2 separate regions of the Homo sapiens genome follow, and region 1 is linked to region 2. Evidence: chromatin loops called from intact Hi-C (ENCODE). Cell type or tissue: heart right ventricle. All regions are shown on one strand. Links, peaks and the distances in the headings refer to the core of each region. The heading gives the core; the rest is flanking DNA. Region 1 holds the start of C1GALT1C1 (C1GALT1 specific chaperone 1). Region 2 has its middle 110 kb from the start of CT47B1.

Evidence for each region. A loop is a pair of places that touch in the nucleus more often than their neighbours do. Peaks named below come from ENCODE experiments on the same cell type or tissue, not always from the same donor. Only the 100,000 strongest peaks of a DNase experiment are listed, where the experiment ranks them.
Region 1: a loop joins it to region 2, with 3 times the contacts of the local background. A loop is called at or near these places in 5 of 110 quality-filtered maps.

What each region holds. Positions count from the first base shown.
Region 1 is chrX:120,627,734-120,633,112 of GRCh38, reverse strand. It overlaps C1GALT1C1 (C1GALT1 specific chaperone 1), which reads left to right and starts at 3,059. Exons shown (of 2, transcript NM_001011551.3): 1 at 3,059-3,196. RefSeq lists a silencer at 2,822-3,091 and an enhancer at 2,751-3,678. In heart right ventricle, for the core only: no CTCF peak of the experiment used is centred there; a DNase peak (open chromatin) is centred at 2,962; H3K4me3 peaks cover 1,937 bases; H3K27ac peaks cover 2,085 bases.
Region 2 is chrX:120,767,296-120,772,674 of GRCh38, reverse strand. No RefSeq gene overlaps it. Among named protein-coding and RNA genes, the nearest start is that of CT47B1, 110 kb to the left of the region's middle. In heart right ventricle, for the core only: a CTCF peak has its summit at 2,503 (motif pointing right); no DNase peak of the experiment used is centred there; H3K27ac peaks cover 2,213 bases.

The sequences.
Region 1 (5,379 bases), core at 193-5,192, 140 kb after region 2:
ATAGGTGCTTGTTTATAACCAGTGAAACAATGCAATACAAGGATGTATAAAGACAAAGCTAATCATCCCCACCTCAACCTCCTGATGTAATCAATATTAAGAGCTTGCTGAGTATTCTTCCATAACTCTCTTTGTTCATACGAACAGATCAAACCTATGTGCACGTTTGTTTCCACCAAAACATAATCATATAATATGCAGTATTCTGCAATTTGTTTCACTTAACTATATAGGTATATATACATACATACATATATATTTTATATAATATGTGAAATAGACTATATTACTTAACAAAATATAATGAAAATATTCCACGGTCTTAAATTCTTTTCCAGTTCTAAAATTCATTTTTTCTTTTCCAGCGGGCCCACTGTCAGAAATAAAATTCATTTTGGTATTCCTTTAGAAAACATACCACCATTATAATTATTTGTAATAAATTGTTTAATGTCTTTCTTCCCCACTTGACTGACAGCTCCATGAAGTCAGGGTACTTATTTTGCTCACCACTGTATCTCCAGATTTTAAGATAGTGTTGCCAGGATAGTAACTACCTACAATATATTTGTTCATTGTTTCAGAGTTCCCTGAAACCTTCAGTCTACTTAAACTAGGTCACTGACAACACTCAAATACATGTGTGTCTTTAGGAACTCAGGCCCGAGTAAGTCACCACTCAATTTTATCTTAATGGAACCTAGTAACAATACACTTTAAATAATTGTAAAAATTTGGGCTTTTTAGCAAAAAGCCTTCTGCCACAAAAATGAATTTTTTTTTTTTTTTTGAGATGGAGTCTTGCTCACTCTCCCAGGCTGGAGTGCAGTGGCACGATCTCGGCTCACTGCAACCTCCACCTCCCAGGTTCAAGCAATTCTTCTGCCTCAGCCTCCCGAGTAGCTGGGATTACAAGCATGAGCCACCACGCCCGACTAATTTTTATTTTATTTTATTTTATTTTATTTTATTTTATTTTATTTTTTTTTTTTGAGATGGAGTCTCGTTCTGTCGCCCAGGCTGGAGTGCAGTGGCGCTATCTGGGCTCACTGCAGGCTCTGCCCCGGGGTTCACGCCATTCTCCTGCCTCAGCCTCCCGAGTAGCTGGGACTACAGGCGCCCGCCACCTCGCCCGGCTAATTTTTTGTATTTTTAGTAGAGACGGGGTTTCACTGTGTTAGCCAGGATGGTCTCGATCTCCTGACCTCGTGATCCGCCCGCCTCGGAGTCTCGCTCTTTCGCCCAGGCCAGACTGCAGTGGCGCTATCTCGGCTCACTGCAAGCTCCGCCTCCCGGGTTCACGGCATTCTCCTGCCTCAGCCTCCCGAGTAGCTGGGACTACAGGCGCATGCCACCGCGCCCGGCTAATTTTTTGTATTTTTAGTAGAGACAGGGTTTCACCGTGTTAGCCAGGATGGTCTTGATCTCCTGACCTCAGGTGATCCACCTGCCTCGGCCTCCCACAGTTTTGGGATTACAGGCGTGAGCCACTGCGCCTGGCCAAAAATGAATTTTAAAAGACAGATCGGTGGCTCACACCTGTAATCCCAGCACTGTGGAAGGCCGAGGCGGGTGGAACACCTGAGGTCAGGAGTTCGAGACCAGCCTGGCCAACACGGCGAAACCCCGTCTCTACTAAAAAAAAAAATAATAATAACCAGACGTGGTGGCGCACACCTGTAATCCTAGCCACTAGGGAGGCTGAGGCAGGAGAATCACTTGAACCCGGGAGGCAGAGGCTGCAGTGAACCGAGATCCCGCCATTGCACTCCAGCCTGGGCAAAAAGAACGAAACTCGGTCTCAAAAAAAAAAAAAAAAAAAAGAGACACATCAAATATTTCGTGGAAAGAGAGCTCTGCACTCTTAATTAGAAGACCTGGGGGCCGTGCGCAGTGGCTCAAGCCTGTAATCCCAGCACTTTGGGAGGCCGAGGCGGGTGGATCACCTGAGGTCAGGAATTCAAGACCAGCCTGGCCAACCCCGTCTCTACTAATAATACAAAAATTAGCCGGGCGTGGTGGCGGGCGTCTGTAATCCCAGCTGCTAGGGAGGCTGAGGTAGAAGAATCGCTTGAACCCGGGAGGCAGAGGTTGCAGTGAGCCGAGATCGTGCCATTGCACTCCAGCCTGGGCAACAAGAGTGAAACTCCGTCTCAAAAAAAAAAAAAAAAGAGACCTGGATTCCAGTCCCACCTCTGCCATTAACTTGCTGTGTGGACTTTTGAAATTTCCTTATCCTTTTTAGGCCTGGTTCCTCAGCTGTAGTTCTAATATTCATTAATTCCACTAATATTTACTGTCCACTGCGTGCTGGCACTGTGGTTAAGTACTAGAAATACTGGGGTGAATAATAACAGCCAGTACTTTTTAGTAAATGCTTACTCTAGGCTTGAAATTTTGCTAAGGGAGTCATATGCACTATCTCATCTAATTTTCTATGAAATAGGCACTACTGTGACATTTTCTGTACTTTACAAATGAGGGAACTGAGGCACAGCGAGGTGAAATAACTTTCCTGGGATATCAAAAGGTGTGGTGAAGACAGGATTGGATTCCAGGCAGTGGGGCTTCAGATCTCATTCCAGTAATAATAGGAAACCGTTGGTGTCATAATTACGTGACTATTTCAGTGGCTTGCGTTTTGGTCTCAGCCCAGGAGTACTGGGGGGGTGGGCAATATGAGGGTTCAAGGACGCAGGGGTACATCAGAGAAACCATCAAGAGGTCTGATAAAAAGCGACACCGGGAGCAAGAATCTCTCGCTCTCGCAATTTCCATGCCAGGAAGGTGAAATGGGAGGTGTCAGCGAGTCGTACGCACGGCCTCTTCTCTGGACGCCCGTTGGGTAAAGGAGAGCGTCCGGGTCACGCAGGCCTATAGCAAGTCTCTGAACTCGGCAGGGGGCGGGGAGAAAGGGCACGCAGTGTGCGCGCAGCGGGCGCGCCGGCCCTTCCGACGCCTGCGCGGGCGGGCAAACGGACGGCTCCGCCCAGCCGCCGGCTCCTTTACCCCGCCCCACTACCCCCGCCTTCGCGGCGCTCGTTTCCTGGCGCTCCCCACCTTTAGCGAGACCAACGAGAGAACACCGCCTGCAGCTAGAACAGCCTGGTCAGGAGCGTAACGGAGTGGTGCGCCAACGTGAGAGGAAACCCGTGCGCGGCTGCGCTTTCCTGTCCCCAAGCCGTTCTAGACGCGGGTGAGTGGCGGGGCCTCGACCCCCACCCCAAGCGCACCCTGACTCCCCTCCCTCTCTTGGGGGAGGCCTGGGCCCCAGCCCTCTCCCAGCATGCTCCACGCGGGATGCTTGGGCAGGTGCAGCGGGAGGATTGTCAGCACAGGAGACCGAGAGTCTTCTTCCTGGGGGCGCTCTCTTGGTCCCTCAGAGGGATATCGAGGTTACCATGTCCTCCCTCTCACTTCTCTTCCCTATTTCGTCTTCGTTTTCCGTACTTCACCCCAACTACCTTCACCCAAAAAGGTTCATCTAAAAACCATTGGGGTAGTTTCTGTTTCATTTGTGCTCGTGTGCAGTTTTGTTTCCTTCTGCACAAAGTATCCTATCATATGCATCCCTAGTGTTATATTTTTTGCCTCTGTGATGGGGAAAAAATCTCCTTAGAATAATTTTTGCAAATTATTTTATTTAAAATGTGTAGACTTACTGAGTTTTGATCACTATTTTTGCAGCCAGGAGTAGGATCACCATCAGGAAGAATTCTGACACATATGCCATAATTGAGCAAAGAAACATGTGAATTATGTATTGGCCAGAAATAATGAAAACTGCGTGACATGAAATACAAAAATCCTATATAAATTAATCTTAGAGTGCACCTGACAATTCTTTTTCTTTTTTCTTTCTTTCTTTCTTTTTTTTTTTTGAAACAGAGTCTCGCTCTTGTTGCCCAGGCCGGAGTGCTGTGGTGCGATCTTGGCTCACTGCCTGCAACCTCCGCCTCCCGGGTTCAAGCAATTCTCCTGCCTCAGCCTCCTGAGTAGCTGGGATTACAGTCATATGCCACCATGCCCGGCTAATTTTTGTATTTTTAGTCGAGACAGGGTCTCACCATGTTGGCCAGGCTGGTCTTGAACTCCCTACCTCAGGTGATCCACCTGCCTCGGCCTCCCAAAGTGCTGGGATTACAGGCGTGAGCCACCGCACACAGCCGACAATTCTAATATTATGCCGAGCTTGTTTTCTGTCACTTCTCTTCTTGGAACTGTGTTTATTGACCAAGTTCTGTGAGTGACACAGGAAAGTCTTCCTGCCTCTTGCCCCACCCACCGCTCAGAAATTACATCTGCCAAGCTATTCCACACCTTGTCTTTCTGGTAGAAGTCAAAATTCCATTTCCTCTAGCAGAAAACCACAGGAGTGGTTTCCTTGTAGCAATATGGTGCTGTTGGGTGCAAAATATCAGTTATGGTCAACAGATCCCACTTTTTTCCCATTTGTATGAAAACAAGGATATTCAGTAACCCATTTATTAAACTCTAATGTGGTAGAAGCACTATGGCAATTATTCTTCTGTAATGGAAAAAAACCATTAAACTGATATTGAGAAATGTGGTTTCTAGTCCACTTATACCACTGTCTAACTGTGTGACTGAGTCAGTTATTTAACCTCTGTGGACTTCCATTTCCTCTCTGTAAAATGAGAGAAGTGACTGACATTGGGTAGTTTTCTAAGGCTCCTTTCAACCATAAGAGAAAACTGGGAAGTCTAAGTAGCTCAATAGATTGCTTTTTTCTGAAGATGGAGGGAAGATTGGAAAATTCAGCCTTTACTAGAATAAATGGTTAACATACAATTTTTTTCAACAAGTTTATTTAATGTCAGCTTTTAATTTCTTTTATTTATTTATTTTTTCTGAGACAGAGTCTCACTCTGATGCCCTGGCTGGAGTGCCGTGGTGAGATCACAGCTCACTACAGCCTCCGCTTCCCAAGTTCAAGAGACTCTTGTGCCTCAGCCTCCCGAGTAGCTGGGATTACAGGCACCCACCACCACGTCTGGCTAATTTTTTGGATTTTGGGTAGAGACAAGGTTTCACCATGTTGCCCAGGCTGGTCTCGAACTCCTGAACTCAAGGGATCCACCCACCTCAGCCTCCCAAAGTGCTGAGATAACAGCCATGAGCCACTGCACCTGCCTCTTAATTTCTAATTGAAATAAAAGTGTAAATTTTTCCATTTTTACTTCCCCAAAGAAGAAGAAAATTCCTTTTGAGGAAATGAAAATGTTTATTAATGGGCCCCAGATATATCTATCAATATTCCTTTTTGATCCAAAAGATGTAACTTTTTATTATGGGCTTCTATTACATCAATAGTTGGGATACTGTATTGGAAACCATTTAGTTTTAGGAACAAAAGGG
Region 2 (5,379 bases), core at 174-5,173:
TCATTACTGTTTTCCCGTTCCTCCCACTCATACCAGAGGGCTCCTTGGGCGACAGAGAAAATGAAGCAGATGAGAAGCAAAATCATTATATGTTAGTGGGAATCCCTGTGCCCTACAAGCCTGAGCCAATTTCTTGGGGACAATCATAAAACCAAATGAATAGGCTGGGGGCGGGGTTCAAAAATAAACTGGACATGTGCCTAACTTCTTAGATGGAGCCCAGAGAAGTGGAAAGCCCTGCAGAGTTATCCCTCACCAATATGCAAAAGGAGCAATAGAGATGGTTGTGTCACATATCTATGCAAAGGAACTGAGATAGCCTCATGGAACTTCGCAACAGTGGTGTTAGGAGCAGTCAGATGTACCCCTCTGGGTACAGAGGAGCAAGGAAATAGCTGAGAGAGAGCTGAAATCAGGAAGACTTGGCGCTCAGGACAATAATCTAACAGTGGATGGCTTTCTACCACAGTAGAAAGTGAAAACACCACAAACATAGATGCCATCTGCAGCTGGGAAGGAGGAGGTTGGCACTCTGAATTCACTAAGGAAACCCTGAACTAACTGAAATTTAAAATGACGGAAATTAAGTTTCTGCCAACTGGCCAAATGGAAACTGAAAACAGATATAGGAAACAAATACGTTACATTTTATAATAAGTTACATAATATGGACTGAGATTCCTATCCAACTACATTTACTTCAAGTTGAGGCTCTTCGTGAAGGAAGAAATCTGATTGTGCCAGTTCATATTGCATGCTAGGCCATGGGGTCACTAGCCAGTGAGGAGATTACTGTCCTTGAAGTAGCAGGTGCTCATTCCTGATCCAATAAGGAGAAGCAGGTCTGAAATTATTAGTTGAGGCTGATTATTAGCAGATTGCTCTAAAAGAAATCTCAGTGGCTTAACACGAAATGGCTTAATGGTTTATTTCTCACACATGCTATAGTCTAATATGGAACATGGAGTGGCGTGGATGGCTTTGCACCATGCAGTCATTCACATATCCATGCTCTTTCCATCATGTGGCTTCTGCCATCTTTTAGGGTCTCTGGGTCTTCCACTGGATCCTCTTTTTCTGGCAGGTTCATGTGCCAGGCCTAGAAGTGGCACTCATCATTTTGGCTCACATTCCACTGACAAGAACTGTAATACAGCCCCATCTAGGAGCAAGGGGGCAGAGAAATGCCATCTGGTGGTATACTCAGGAAGAAGAGGAGAAGACAGACATTATTGAGCCCTACTTGTCTCAACCAGGGAAGTGAGGACTGAGGAAGGGTCAAGCTAGATGGCGGCAGTCATTTTCCTTTCCCCTCCCCAAAAGGTTCTGTACAATGCTTTTCACTAATGAGTAAAACTTAGAGAAGTTCCTGGAGTAACATCTGTTTTTAGAGCAGAAGTTTCCAGAATAGATAATTAATGCTATGGAAAAGATAGGAGGAAGTGAAGTTCCTCACATTAAAAGCTGCCTAACTGAAGCCTTCAGACACGAGGAAAAAAGCTTGAGAAAGTCACTCTGAAGACTATTATATAGGTTGATTATAGCCATAATGACCCATAAAGCTTGGAATTCCATACTGTGTCAGAGCCTCCAGGTATGGAGCATTCTTGAATCTAATTTGTATTCTAACCAAAAAGTAAAAGGCCAACCACCAACAAACCAACTAAAAACCCCACCCAGTTCTCTTGACACACTTTGCTCTTAAGGGAATATGGACAGAAACACTTAACTCAAAGTGAACCCCTTAACTCAAATTGAGCCCCTGAATTCCAATAATTTAATATCTGTTGGCTGTGTGTTACATTCCTAATAAATAGCTTACATTTCAAACTCTGTTTCAGCAACTACTTCCACAGAATCCATCCTACAACATCAGACCAGGTCAGTTCAGTGACAATGCCAAGTGTGTTTAGTGCAGAAAAAAGCAAGTGACTTCTGGGGCACTTGGTCAGGGCTCAGGGTCACTGCTTGAATGGTTGCCAAGAGACAGAAGTTTGATTTTCTCTGGCCACAAGTCTCTGGCACTGAGAACTACATAGATTTGTTGAGGGCCCTGAAACTGAAGACAAATCTGATGACAGAAAGACAGAAGAAGGAGACCTTATCCCTGGGAAGAACTATCCATCAATATAGAGACTTAGTTAAATGAATTAGGATGCACTGCTACACCAGAATGATCCACAGCCCTTAAAAAGAAAGAAACAAAAGTACATTTGCTGACATGGGAGAATGCCCAAAATATATGGTTATCTGAATTTTAGAAAGCAAGTTTTAGAAAAACTTTAGTAATATGATACCATTTTAAAATTAACACATTTTAAATAAATTGGAATTTTAAGAATTTGAAATATTGTGATATAAAATATTTTAGCTTCAGTATATGTACAACGTTTGAAATAATGCAAGTCCTCCCAAATTAAAATGTCACTAAGAATCACATAATTTCAAAGTTGGAAGTCTAAGTGAACTGTAAGTCATGTTTACACTATTGCCACATGGTGGCACCAGTTTAGCTGACAAACAGAAATTCTGCCCTTCCTTTGTCAAGGCTGGTTTTGAATTACGCAAATATCTAATTATGTGGTGCCCTCAGGAACACATTCCTTGCATAAAACACAGCTGACCTGAGTACTGGTAGGCAGAACATCTGGAGGAATAGGTACCAAACTTAACCGCGGTCATCTCTGGAGAGTGGAAGTGGGGAGGGTGACTGTTGCTTGTCCATGTTTATATACTTACAATTTTATTATTTTTATATTCAGTAAGAATGGGAAACAATTTCTGATTAAAATAAATGCCTTCTTTGGATTCTTAAGCAAAACCCCAAGTGTATTTCAAATGCCATGCAGATGGCAGACAACACACACTAGGCAAGGGAAGAGGCATGACATCCTTTGGCCAGACATCTGGTGCTCCATATGAAATAGAGTCAAAGCCAAAGGAATGGGAATGCCTCAGCCATTCCGGCCCTAGCGATGTCTCCATCATGTCCAGGGTTTTTTCCCGGGCTCCCTCAGCATAGCAGTCTTTAGCCCAGCAATCATGCACGTAACCACTGGGCAGCATGACCTTACCCCTCCCCCTAATTCTGATCCTGGAGCTTTCATCAGCCTCAAAGGGCCCAGTGCAGTGGCTCATGCCTGTAATTACAGCACTTTGGGAGGTCGAGGCAGGAAGAACACTTGAGGTCAGGAGTTCGAGACCAGCCTGGCCAACATGGTGAAACCCCATCTCTACTAAAAATATATAAATTAGCTGGGCATGATGGTGCACGCCTGTAGTCCCAGCTACTCGGGAGGCTGAGGCATGAGAATCCCTTGAACCCAGGAGGCGGAGGTTGCAGTGAGCCAAGACTGTGCCACTGCACTCCAGCCTGGGTGACAGAGTGAGACTCTGACTCAAAAAAATAGAAGTAATAAAATAAAATAAATTAATTAATTGATAATGCCAAGATTGAAAACTTTGGCAGCTCATAATTTTGCTGAAAGAAGAATGGCCATCGTCTTTGCTCAATAACTGCAAAATATTTTCATATTTAGATTCCCAAAAACCAATTCAGATGACTGATTCAATGATGTTTTGTTTTTCATTTCTACATCATCCTTTTCTTTCTAGTCATCTTTGGATACACATCTGCTTTCAGCATTTGTCCACTTATAAACTATATCAAGTAAATTTTCATGTAGAAACATAAAAGTCATACATCCTTTTAGCAAAACAGGATGGCTCAGGTTCCTGTAACCAAATATTGCCTGATGAAGTCCTTCCTGTTGAATGACTAACTGGATAAGAATGCCATATTTCCTTTTTGTACTTGGACATATACTATTCCCTCATAGGTTCTTAAGTTTGAAAAGTCGTATCTAAGATATTGACATCTGTAGACTCACAGTCTGAGATTTCACTTATATGAGCAATTTTACCATCACCATTAGTCTAGAGTGCTGTCGTGTGTTTTGATTCATCTAATTTATCTAATCTAATAATTGAGAAATGTCTGTTCTCTGGGAACAAGTTGCTTCACTGAGACCTAGCTTCTCTAAACTTGGAACCCTTAAATAATAATAATAATAACAAAAAATGACAAGCTGCTCCTTTTCAACCTTGAGTAGCTTCCCACTTTGGTAAGAATAAAGCCAGATTTCTTACAATGGTGTCTAAAGCCCTCACAGTCTGCCACCTCATATTCCTCTGACCTCTAACTCCTTCTGGTCTCACCCTCATTCACTCTGCTTCAGCCTTACCAGCTTCCATGCTGTGTCTCCAATACTCCAGGCATGTTCCTGATTCAGGACCTTTATACTTACTAGGCCCCCTGCCTGGAACACTATTCTCACAGACTGCTTATTACTTTCAAGGGAAAAAACTGTAAGCACACAGTAGAGAAATTGGAAAACACTTTTTGAAAAGATGGTCAACGTTAGCATTATCAAAGGGGCAGATGGATATCAAGGACCTCTGTGATGTACTGAGATGGACACAGCACCACTTATGTAGTTTTCCAAACAGGGACACATAACCTCAATCTAACCATGAGGAACCATCAAAAAACCCAAAATAAGGAGTGTCCAATTTTTTTTTTTTTTTGGAGACGGAGTCCCGCTCTATTGCCCAGGCTGGAGTGCAGTGGCGCCATCTCGGCTCACTGCAATCTCCACCTCCCAGGTTCAAGCAATTCTCCTGCCTCAGCCTCCCGAGTAGCTGGGACTACAGGTGCCCGCCACCATGCCCAGCTAATTTCTTTTGTATTTTAGTAGAGACGGGTTTTCACTGTGTTGCCCAGGCTGGTCTCGAACTCCTGAGCTCAGGCAATCCGCCCACCTCGGCCTCCCAAAGTGGTAGGATTACAGGTGTCAGCCACTGCGCCCAGCCTAGGAGTGTTCTATTATTTTAAAAAAAGATCTTATTCTTCAAAAGTATCAGTGTCATAAAAGGCAAAAGCTATGGAAATGTTCCAGATTAAAAGAGGTGAAAGAGACATAGCCAAAGGCAATACCTGACTCTAGATTGCATCCTATGCTGGAGGGGCAAATAATGCTAAGAAGAATACTATTTAGTAAATTGGAAACATTGCCATAGAGTCAGTAGATTAGATAAAATACTGTATCTGCATTACATTTACTGAAGTTGATAATTATACCATGCTTATGTAAGAGAATATCATTATTCTAAGGAAATACACATTGAAGTATTAAGAGTCCATGATGATATATACATTACTCTCATACAGTTCAGGAATATATGTGCATATATACATACATACACATATAGAGAAAGAGAGGAGAGACTAAGTAAAGAGTATATGGGTATTTTTATTCTTATGACTTTTCTGTTTGATATTATTTCTAAATAAAAGGTTTAAAAGAATAAAAATAAAAT